2 separate regions of the Homo sapiens genome follow, and region 1 is linked to region 2. A link is a loop called in an ENCODE intact Hi-C map of the cell type or tissue named here. Cell type or tissue: CD14-positive monocyte. All regions are shown on one strand. Each heading gives the region's core, and the rest is flanking DNA. Links, peaks and the distances in the headings are about the cores only.

Region 1 (7,193 bases), core at 2,619-5,118, 110 kb after region 2:
GCGCAGTGGTTCATGCTCGTAATCCCAGCTACTTGGGGATGCTGAGACGGGAGGATTGCTTGAGCCCAGGAGTTCGAGACCATCCTGGGCAACATAATGAGACCTCCATCTCTACAATAAAAATAAAAAATTCGCCAGGTGTGGTGACTCGCACCTGTGGTCCCAGCTACTCAGGAGGCTGAAGTGGGAGGATGGCTTGAGCCCAGGAATTCGAGGTGGCAGTGAGCTGTGATCATACCACTGCACTCCAGCCTGGGTGACAGAGCAAGACCCTGTCTCAAAAATAAATAAAATAAAAAAATAAGTAACTGAGCAAAGGAATAAGGTGCAAAGAATATTCAGAGTGGTGGTAATCAGCAAGATAAAGATGGGAGCATGGGAACAAGGTCATGTCTCAGTTCTTGGTGATGAGGGAGGCTCATGGGTATGCCTTCCTTCCCTTTTATTTTTTAATTTACATATTTTTTGCAAAGCAAAGTTCTTTATTCCCGCAAATTGTGAACAATACACATAGTAGTTTCCACATATGAATGTTTCCTAAAATGATGGCTGTTTTGTTTTGTTTTCTTGAGACAGAGTCTCTTGCTCTGTCGCCCAGGCAGGAGTGCAGTGGCACAATCTCGGCTCACTGCAACCTCCGCCCCCCGCGTTCAAGCCATTCTCCTGCCTCAGCCTCCCAAGTGGCTGGGATTACAGGTGCACACCACCACGCCAGGCTAATTTTTTTGTATTTTTAGTAGAGACGGGCATGAGTCACTGCGCCCAGCCAAAATGATGGTTGTTTAACGTAACGCCATGTAATGCAGGCATGTGGTGTTTTGCGGTTATATTCACATGTGATTTTATCAGGGACCAAAGCAAAAACAAAGAGAATTCTGAAAAGAGTTTGTATCAAGGAAGATAAAATCGGCCAGGCAGAGTGGCTCATGCCTGTGATCTCAGCACTTTTGGAGGCCGAGGCGGGAGGATCCCTTGAGCCCAGGGGATCGAGACCAGCCTGGGCAACATGGTAAAACTCCATCTCTACCAAAAAATGCAAAAATTAGCCAGGAGTGATGGCATGTGCCTGGAATCCCAGCTACTCACGGGGCTGAGGTGGGAGGATCTCTTGAGCCCAGGAGTTCAAGGTTGCAGTGAGCTCTCGCCACTGTACTCCAGCCTGGGCCACAGAGTGAGACTCTGTCTCAGAAAATAAGTAAGTAAAATAAAGCTGATCATGGATAGACCGATGGTCCCAAGAATTACATTGTTTCATGAATTATATAAACCTGAGGCTCTATACAAATATTTAAAAAAGAATTTTAAAATGTGTAAAGGTTTTAAGGAGAAGCGATTAGAGGAAGCAAAGGAGAGAGTAGGGTGGGGGAGGGGAACAGCTCAGGGGTGGCTGTGGGGGTGGGGAACTGGTGGCAGCCAACAAGAAGCCCTGAGCTGGGAACGCTGTGTGACATTTGGTGGCATTTTTATCACCTTCTTGCAGCTCTCAGTGTCTTCCCCATTTTGCAAAATCTTCTGAGCAGGGTGGTGCCGATGTCCCGATAAGGATGGGGTCAGGCTTCTGGGGGGCACTGTGAGGATGGGGGTCTCAGAATCCTTCCCTTGACTTTCGATGGGTGGGGAAGGCCAGGGGAGGAAGGGGGCTTATTCAGGCTGGGTGCCCACCCGGGTCAACCCCTCCGCATGCCTCTGGGCCTCTTCTGTTGTGGGCTTGTGGGTTCCCGAGAATTAGGGCCATGGATGGCACTGACGGTCCCAGCCAGTACCAGAAAGAAACGATGGGAAAGCATTGATGAGAATCAACCCATCCCCAGGGCTCTGTCCCTCGGATGGAGGTCTCCCTTTCACTTCTTTCCAGGCATAGAAAACAGTTTGCGGCTCCTCAAAAAGTTACTTGCAGAGTGACCCTGTGATCCAGCCATTCTGCTCCTGGGTATACACCTGAGAAAACTGAAGGCAGACACTCAAACGGATACTTATGTTTATTTTTAAATTTAATTTAATTTAATTTTTTTGAGATGGAGTCTCTCTCTGTCACCCAGGCTGGAGTGCAGTGGCGTGATCTTGGCTCACTGCAACCTCCACCTCCTGAGTTCAAGCTACTCTCCTGCCTCGCCTCCCGAGTAGCCGAGATTACAGGTGTGTGCCACCACCCCTGGCTATTTTTGTGTGTGTGTGTGTGTGTATTTTTAGTAAAGACAGGGTTTCACCATGTTGGTCAGGCTGGTCTCAAACTCTTAATCTCAGGTGATTCCCTTGCCTCGGCATCCCAAAGTGCTGGGATTACAGGCGTGAAGCACCGCACCTGGCCTCATATAGTTACTTTTTGTGTATGGTTATGACGTAGGGTCTAAGTTCTTTCATTATTATTATTATTTTTTGCATGTGTATATCCTATTCTTGGGAAAATTTAAAGGGGATTATTTCTGTTTCTGGTAACGCGCGCGTTCATCCTGTGCTCCCCTGCCTGTAATTCTCCCACTAGGGTCAGAGTAGGGCTGGAAAAGCGAAAACCATAACTAGAAGAGACTTCCCCAACAGGATGTTGCCCAACCCTGGCAGGGCTGACGTCCAGCCTCCAGGGTCCTTACCGGCAGTGCAGTCACAGCTGTGACTAAACCCAGCCACCCACAGCCTGACGCCCCCACACCCTTGACCTTCCCTTTAGCTTCGGGCTTGAGCAGGCCTTTGATACTCAAATAGAGAAAGGAGACAGCAAGACCCCTGTGCCTTCTCAGAGGGGGCACCCCCTTCCCCGATGCCTTCACGGGTCCTGCCTCTCCGGGACCCAGCTTCCCTCCTGGCCACCCCACCACCTCCCCAGCCACACCTCATTTCCACCCATCTAGAGAGGGTGAAACACAAACACTCCTGGCAGCCCTGCCCGAGTGTGTCCTGGGACATGGTGGGGTGGGGGCTCCCCGACTCCTGGGAAGGGGAAGTCTGGGGTGGCCTGTCCTCCCAGCTCCTCGCCCCACTGGTTCCTCTCCCCATGAGTCATGGGAAAAAGCAACAAAACCAACCGCAGGGAGATATAATATCTCTTCCTGTATCTGTGACAGCTGTCTTGTTGGTCTGGCCGTCTGTTCTTCCTGTGAGCATCTGAATCCGTTCAGACCAAGCTCTTCCTCTCCTTGAGCACCCTCTATGGCTCCCACCTTACCCAGTAAAATCCAGTCTTCCCCAAGGCCCACAAGGCTTGGCTGTGTGATTTGCCCTGTCACCTCCAGCTCTCTTCCCCTCATTCACTTGGCTCCAGCCACAGCACCTTCCTCACTATTCCCCAAACAAATATACCAGGCCCAGTCCAGCCTCAGGGCCTTTGCATGTGCTGTTTTCGCCACCTGGAATACCTTTCCCTCAGAATTTTTTTTTATCTTTTAATTATTTTGTTTTTTGAGACAGAGTCTTGCTCTGTCACCCAGGCTGGAGTGCAGTGACACGATCTCGGTTCAACCTCTGCCCCCGCCCCCTGCCTCCCCGTTTTCAAGCAATTCTCCTGCCTCAGCCCCCTGAGTAGCTGGGATTACAGGCGCCTGCCACCACGCCTGGCTAATTTTTGTATTTTTAGTAGAGAGGGGGTTTCACCATGTTGGCCAGGCTGGTCCCGAACTGCTGATCTCAGGTGATCCACCCGCCTCGGCCTCCCAAAGTGCTGGAATTACAGGCGTGACCACTGTGCCTGGCCGAGACACTGCACCTGGCCTCTTCTTACTTTTAGAGACAGGGTCTTGCTCTGTTGCCCAGGCTGGAGTGTGGTGTTGCCTTCATGGCTCACTGCAGCCTCCACCTCCTGGGCTCAAGTGATCCTCCTGCCTCAGCCTCCTGAGTGGCTGGGGTTACAGGCCCGAGCCAGGCCTGTTCTGTTTCTTCTCTGTACTCGAAACCTACAGCAATGCTCTAGGTTTGCTCAATACACACAGTAGCTGCTCAATAAATGTGCATAAATAATACATGAACGATGAGTTCTAGCTGGGAAATGACAACTGGGAAAAGTGGGATGTGGAGGATAATTTAAGAGATGAGAGCTGTTTCCGAAACTCCTGGGGGGCCTGAGGCGCCCGGATCGGGGAGAAACGGGGGCGACCATCCACTTCCCCGGCAGTCGCACGCACCTCCCCTTGGCGGCCCACAGATGGCGCTGGCTCCACGCGCTGCAGCGGCGGGAAGCCGGAGGTGGGAAAACCCAAGCTTTAGCCCCCTCCCCTGTCTGGCTGCTGGGGTCAGTTCCTGGCCCGGATTAGGATGCCAAGCCCGGGCACCCTGCTTGGGGTCCCACCTCCTGGTAGACGGGCTTTTTGGTCAAATGAGGGGAATCTGAGAAGAGTGGGGGTGGTCCACTCTGTGGTCCTCCCTCTGTCCACGCATGCTCTGATTTCCCCATTCCTAAAACTAGTTCAGCAGCTCCATGCCTGGGGGAGGGGTGAACGCACTTAACCATGTTCGTGTTCTGCCTTAACTTTATATAGGTTAGAGCTGGGCGCAGCGCTTGGTGTCAGTGGGTCCTGGGTGCACATTTGTGGAACAGTGAATGGGTGAATCCCTGTTTTACAGATGGGGAAACTGAGGCTCAGGAAGGCGATGCGGCTCACCCAGGTTCATAGAGCCAGAAAATGGCAAGGCTGGGATCGGAGACACCAGGCCTGCGTGAGTCCAGAGTCAGCTCGTTTTTTTTTTTTGATTGTTTGTTTGCTTGGTTTTTTTTTTTTTTTTTTTTTTTGAGACAGGGTCTCTGTCACCCAAGCTGGAGTGCAGTGGCAGGATCTTGGCTCACTGCAACTTCCGCCTCCTGGGTTCAAGCGATCTCCTGCCTCAGACTCCTGAGTAGCGGGGATTGCAAGCGCGTGCCACCATGCCCAGCTAATTTTTTGCATTTTTGGTAGAGACAGGGTTTTACCATGTTGGCCAGGCTGGTCTCGAACTCCTGACCTCAAGTGATCTGCCTGCCTCGGCCTCTCATAGTGCTGTTGCCCAACCTCAAAAAACGAAAACGGGAAGTTTTTGTCAACAGGAGCGTGGGAACCGGAAATCCTTGCTTCCGATACCGGAAGTCAGAGACCACACATTTGCAGGGAGCGAAATTGAGGTCCCAGTGCGGGGGCCTGCAGAAATCCAGGAATAGGACTCAGGGATCTAGGGCTGGGATGTTGGTGGTTCTGAGCGCCCAGGAAATAGGAGTTCTATGAGAGTAAGTATGAGAAATTGGAAGAATGCAGAGCTTGGAAAGGAATTGGAGGGAGTCAGAGAATGAGGGAGACTACTGTGAGCTGGGAGGGACCAGCCAGAGTGGCGCCAGTGTCCCGTGGTTCAGGAGTTTTGATAAGAGAATGCAATAAACTAGAATTGCACTAGAGTTAAAAAAAATTAATTATAGTTTATTTTTTTGAGACAGAGTCTCTCTCTGTCGCCAGGCTGAAGTGCAGTGGCAGGATCTTGGCTCACTGCAACCTCGGCCTCCCAGGTTCAAGCGACTCTCCTGCCTCAGCCTCCTGAGTAGCTGGGCCTACAGGCGCGTGCCACCATGCACAGCTAATTTTTGTATTTTTAGTAGAGACGGGGTTTCACCATGTTTGCCAGGATGGTCTGGATCTCTTGATCTCGTGATCCGCCTGCCTTGACCTCCCAAAGTGTTGGGATTACAGGTGTGAGCCACTGCGCCTGGCCCAATTATAGTTATTTTAAATTCCCTATTAGTTTATTTCTAAGTCTGGTTTCTGCTGATTTCTCTGTGGTTTGTGTTTTCTTGCTTTTGCTTGTGCTTCATAATGTTTTTCGAGACGGAGTCTCACTCTGTGCCCAGGCTGGAGTGCAGTGGTGTGATCTTGGCTCATTGCAACCTCCACTTCCTGGGTTCAAGCAATTTTCCTGCCTCAGCCTTCCAAGTAGCTGCGACTACAGGTGCACATCATCACGCCGTCTAATTTTTTGGATTTTTAGTAGAGACAGGGTTTCGCCATGTTGGCCAGGCTGGTCTTGAACTCCTGACAGGTGATCTGCCTGCCTCGGCCTCCCAAAGTGCTGGGATTACAGGTGTAAACCACCGTGGCTGGCCCGTGTTTCATAATTTTTGATTGAATGCTGGACAATTTGTGTAGGGCAGCTGACAATGAGGTATTATTTATGACTGGAAATGAGCACATCTTTATATTATTTCTCCTAAGCTATTTTTGTGGGAGGTTAAGTCTGTCTGGAATCAGGTTAAGTCTGTCTGTAATCAGTGAACCCCAGGCTTCAGTTTATTTGAGTGTTACTTTGGTGTCTTGTGTTGGGGTGAGGGCTCTCTTTGCAAGAGGGTTTGTTTGTCTCATAGTTGTTCTACCTTCAGCTGTGGCTCTTCCCTATGTAGCTGCATTTCAGAGAGAGTCTCTCCACATTCTTTGCACTCCTGCAGAGTTCTAATACTTTCATCAGTGACCACTCTTGGGGCTATTAAATTCATTAAAAATTTAGATGAATTCTTCTTAGTCACTTGTATTGACACCCAGATAACTTCCTTTTGTGCTCTGCCTTAGGTTCGCCACTACTCCTTATGGTCTCTCTTTAGACACTCCTGTCTTTCCTTTGGTTTCAGGCTACTTTCTTGTCCCATTACCTCTGTTCTCTAATGGGTTCAAGAAAATTAATGGTTTTGTAGTTTATTTGGATTTTCTTATTCTTGGGTTTGGAGCCATACTCATTTTCATTTTCTATTTTCTAGGCAGAAGTAGAGATCCCCTCCATTTTTTCCTAACGTTTTAATAATTTTATTTTTAATTTTTAGATTTTAAATCCATCACCTTATAGCCATACATATTCACAGTTTTATAAAACATCTATTGACAAAATTAACTTTGTGCAGAGAAAAAAGCATTTGATCTGGATGTCTAGGAATTCATGAGAGTATACCCTTAATGAATTAAGAACTAATTAATGCATTTGCTTTCCTGACACTTTTATTTATAATTTTAAAACATAGAAAAAATTCAGAAGATTGATACAATAAACACTCATATATCATCCATAGAGATGGAACAATATTATTATAGTGGCACCCTAGAAAACATCTCTCTCTATATACACAGATTTACACATACAAAACATTGGTAGTCAGTGGCAGATATCATGGCACTTCCATCTTTTTTTTTTTTTTGCAGCAGAGTTTCGCTCTTGTTGCCCAGGCTGGAGTGCAATGGCCCGATCTCAGCTCACTGCAACCT
Region 2 (2,500 bases), core at 1-2,500:
ATCAAGAATGTTAGTAGGGCTGGTTTCTTTTGGAAGCTCTAGGGGAGAATCTGTCTCCTTGCCTTTTCCAGCTTCTAGAAGCTGCCTGCATTTCTTGGCTCACGGACCCTTCCTCCTTCTTTAAATCCAGCAGCACAGCATCTTCTCGTCTTCCTGATCTTCCACCTCCCTCTTAAGAGGACCTTTGTGATTATTATATTAGGCCCCCTGGAAAATTCAGGGTACTACCCCCATATTAAGATTCTTATCTTAATCAACATCTGCAAAGTTTCTTTTACCATGTAAGGTAACATATTAACAGGTTCCAGGGATTAGGATGTGGATGTCTCTGGGGGGACTGTTATTTTTCTTCCTGTAATTCTCACCCTTCCCCCAAGAAGATGCCAGGTCTGGTTTGTGATCAGTTACTTATGCAATTGCATTCACAGAACATTTTGAATATTCTCAGCTGGGCTTAATGTCAGGCTGATGTTTCCTTTAAAGTCCCCTTCCTTCTACATTTTTTATTTTTATTTTTATTTTTTTGAGGCAGGTTCTTTTTCTGTTGCCCCGGTTGGAGTGCAGTGGTGCAATCATACCTCACTGTAGCCTTGAACTCCTGGGCTACATGCATGAGATACCACTTGTGGCCAATTAAAAAAAATTTTTTTGGTAGAGATTGGGTCTTGCTGTGTTGACCGAGCTGGTCTTGAACTGTTGGCCTCAAGTGATCCTCCTTCTGTGGCCTCCCAAAGTGTTGGCATTATATGCGTGAGGCACTTTCTTCTTTTGTATATACATGAATGTGTAGCAGCCACACAAACCTTACGCCTGCCCAAATGATGACTAGCTCACAGGGCCAACTGATAAACCATATGGCTGAATAGTGTTACCCTGTTCCTAAAACTCAGGCAGTCTGGGGGACCATCATGTTTCCTTAAGACTAGTCTTTAGTCTAACCAGCAAGCCTGTACTCACTAATTTGGGCAAAGGTCTTAAGTTAGGGTTTCTGAAGAGTCATCGGTGTGTCAGAATCCCAGAGTTCTAAGAAACTTTAGAAATCATCCACTGACTTATTTTGTAGATGAGGAAACAGGTCCCCTGGGGTTAAGTGGCTGGCACACTAGTTGGGCAAATTTGGGTAAGTTGTTTAACTTCTCTAAGCTTCCTTATGTGAAATAGGGTGGCAGTATGACCTACTTTGTGGGGTTTTGGAGATGACCTAAATGAGGGACTGTGTAGAGCACAATGTCAGGCAGGAAGTCCTCCACTGATACTGGCTGCCTCTGTCACCATCTGACTTCCTCCTTTCCCATTTGGATGCTTTTTCTTTCTCTCTTTTTGCCTAATTGCTCTAGCTTGCTGCCTATATTATCATTTGAGCTCTGTTGCTCAGGCTGGAGTGCAGTGATGCAATCACAGCTCATTGTAACCTTGAACTCCTGAGCTCAAGCGATCCTCCCACCTCAGCCTCCAGGGTAGCTGGGACTGCAGGTGTGTGCCACCATGACTGGCTAATTTTTTTTTTTAATGTTTCTTGGAGACAGAGTCTTGCTATGTTGCTCAGTCTGGTCTTGAACTCCTGGCTCAAGCAATCTTCCCGCCTTGCCTTCCAAAGCTTTGGGATTATAGGTATGAGCCTCCATGCCCAACCCTGGAATCCTAATTCTTGACCCAATGCTCATATCATCACCCTTGCCTGTACCATCCAGTGATATGGGCTAAAAGTTCCTGGATAACCAAAATTCACTAATAATCCACCTCAGAAGTGTGGAGGACTCTGTCTCCAGTTGCAAAAAGGCAGGCTTCTTTCACATTTGATTCCACATATACTGAAACACCTCTTATATATAAGATGCTATGCTAGGGGTTGCAAAGGTGAGGGAGACATGGCATTAGGATTTAAGTGTAGCTTGTATTATTTTGATAGAATTTACAGCCTATCAGCTGCCTCTGCAGCAGAATAGCTGTGAGGCTTTGAGAAATTCACAGAACCTCTCTATGATGCAATTTCTTATCTGTAATGTGCAGATGCTATGTGACAATGTAAAGCAATTTAAGCCTAATGCCAGGCTAAAGTAGCTGCTTAATAAATGTAAGCTTTGATTGATATTGGGACTATCAATATTGTTAATTCATCTGGAGCTGGAAAGATGGATGGGATTTCATCCGTACAGAGATGGTGGTTGAAGCCATGGAATTAGGAGATTCCCATAGGGAGAGGGAGTAGAAAAACAGAAGATCCCAGTAAGGATCCTGTGGGAGGAGCATTATAGCAAAGATCTGGAGACAGATGGTTTGGATTCAAATCCCAGCTCTCTTATTTACTAGCTGTGTGATGTTGGACAAATAACATAACCTGTGCCCCAGTTTTCTTATCTGTAAGATGAGGATACCCCATGAGCATACTGATGATGCAACAGATTAATACATGTAAGGTGCATAGTGAGTTTTCAAAAATGTTGGTTATCATTATTTTCTTTGTATAAATTTATGGGATACAAGTGTAATTTTGTTACAC

What was found. Hi-C counts contacts between places; a loop is a spot of excess contacts. Peaks named below come from ENCODE experiments on the same cell type or tissue, not always from the same donor. Only the 100,000 strongest peaks of a DNase experiment are listed, where the experiment ranks them.
Region 1: a loop joins it to region 2, with 2.6 times the contacts of the local background. A loop is called at or near these places in 3 of 110 quality-filtered maps.

Annotation. Positions count from the first base shown.
Region 1 is chr19:14,782,340-14,789,532 of GRCh38, forward strand. No RefSeq gene overlaps it. Among named protein-coding and RNA genes, the nearest start is that of ADGRE2, 7.4 kb to the left of the region's middle. RefSeq lists a cis regulatory region at 3,964-4,415 and an enhancer at 4,180-4,679. In CD14-positive monocyte, for the core only: CTCF peaks have their summits at 4,127 (motif pointing right) and 4,326 (motif pointing left); DNase peaks (open chromatin) are centred at 2,992, 4,162 and 5,002; H3K4me3 peaks cover 1,928 bases; H3K27ac peaks cover 2,055 bases.
Region 2 is chr19:14,671,280-14,673,779 of GRCh38, forward strand. All of the region lies in intron 1 of ADGRE3 (adhesion G protein-coupled receptor E3), which reads right to left. Among named protein-coding and RNA genes, the nearest start is that of ADGRE3, 2.3 kb to the right of the region's middle. In CD14-positive monocyte, for the core only: no CTCF peak of the experiment used is centred there; a DNase peak (open chromatin) is centred at 1,162; H3K4me3 peaks cover 1,675 bases; H3K27ac peaks cover 2,500 bases.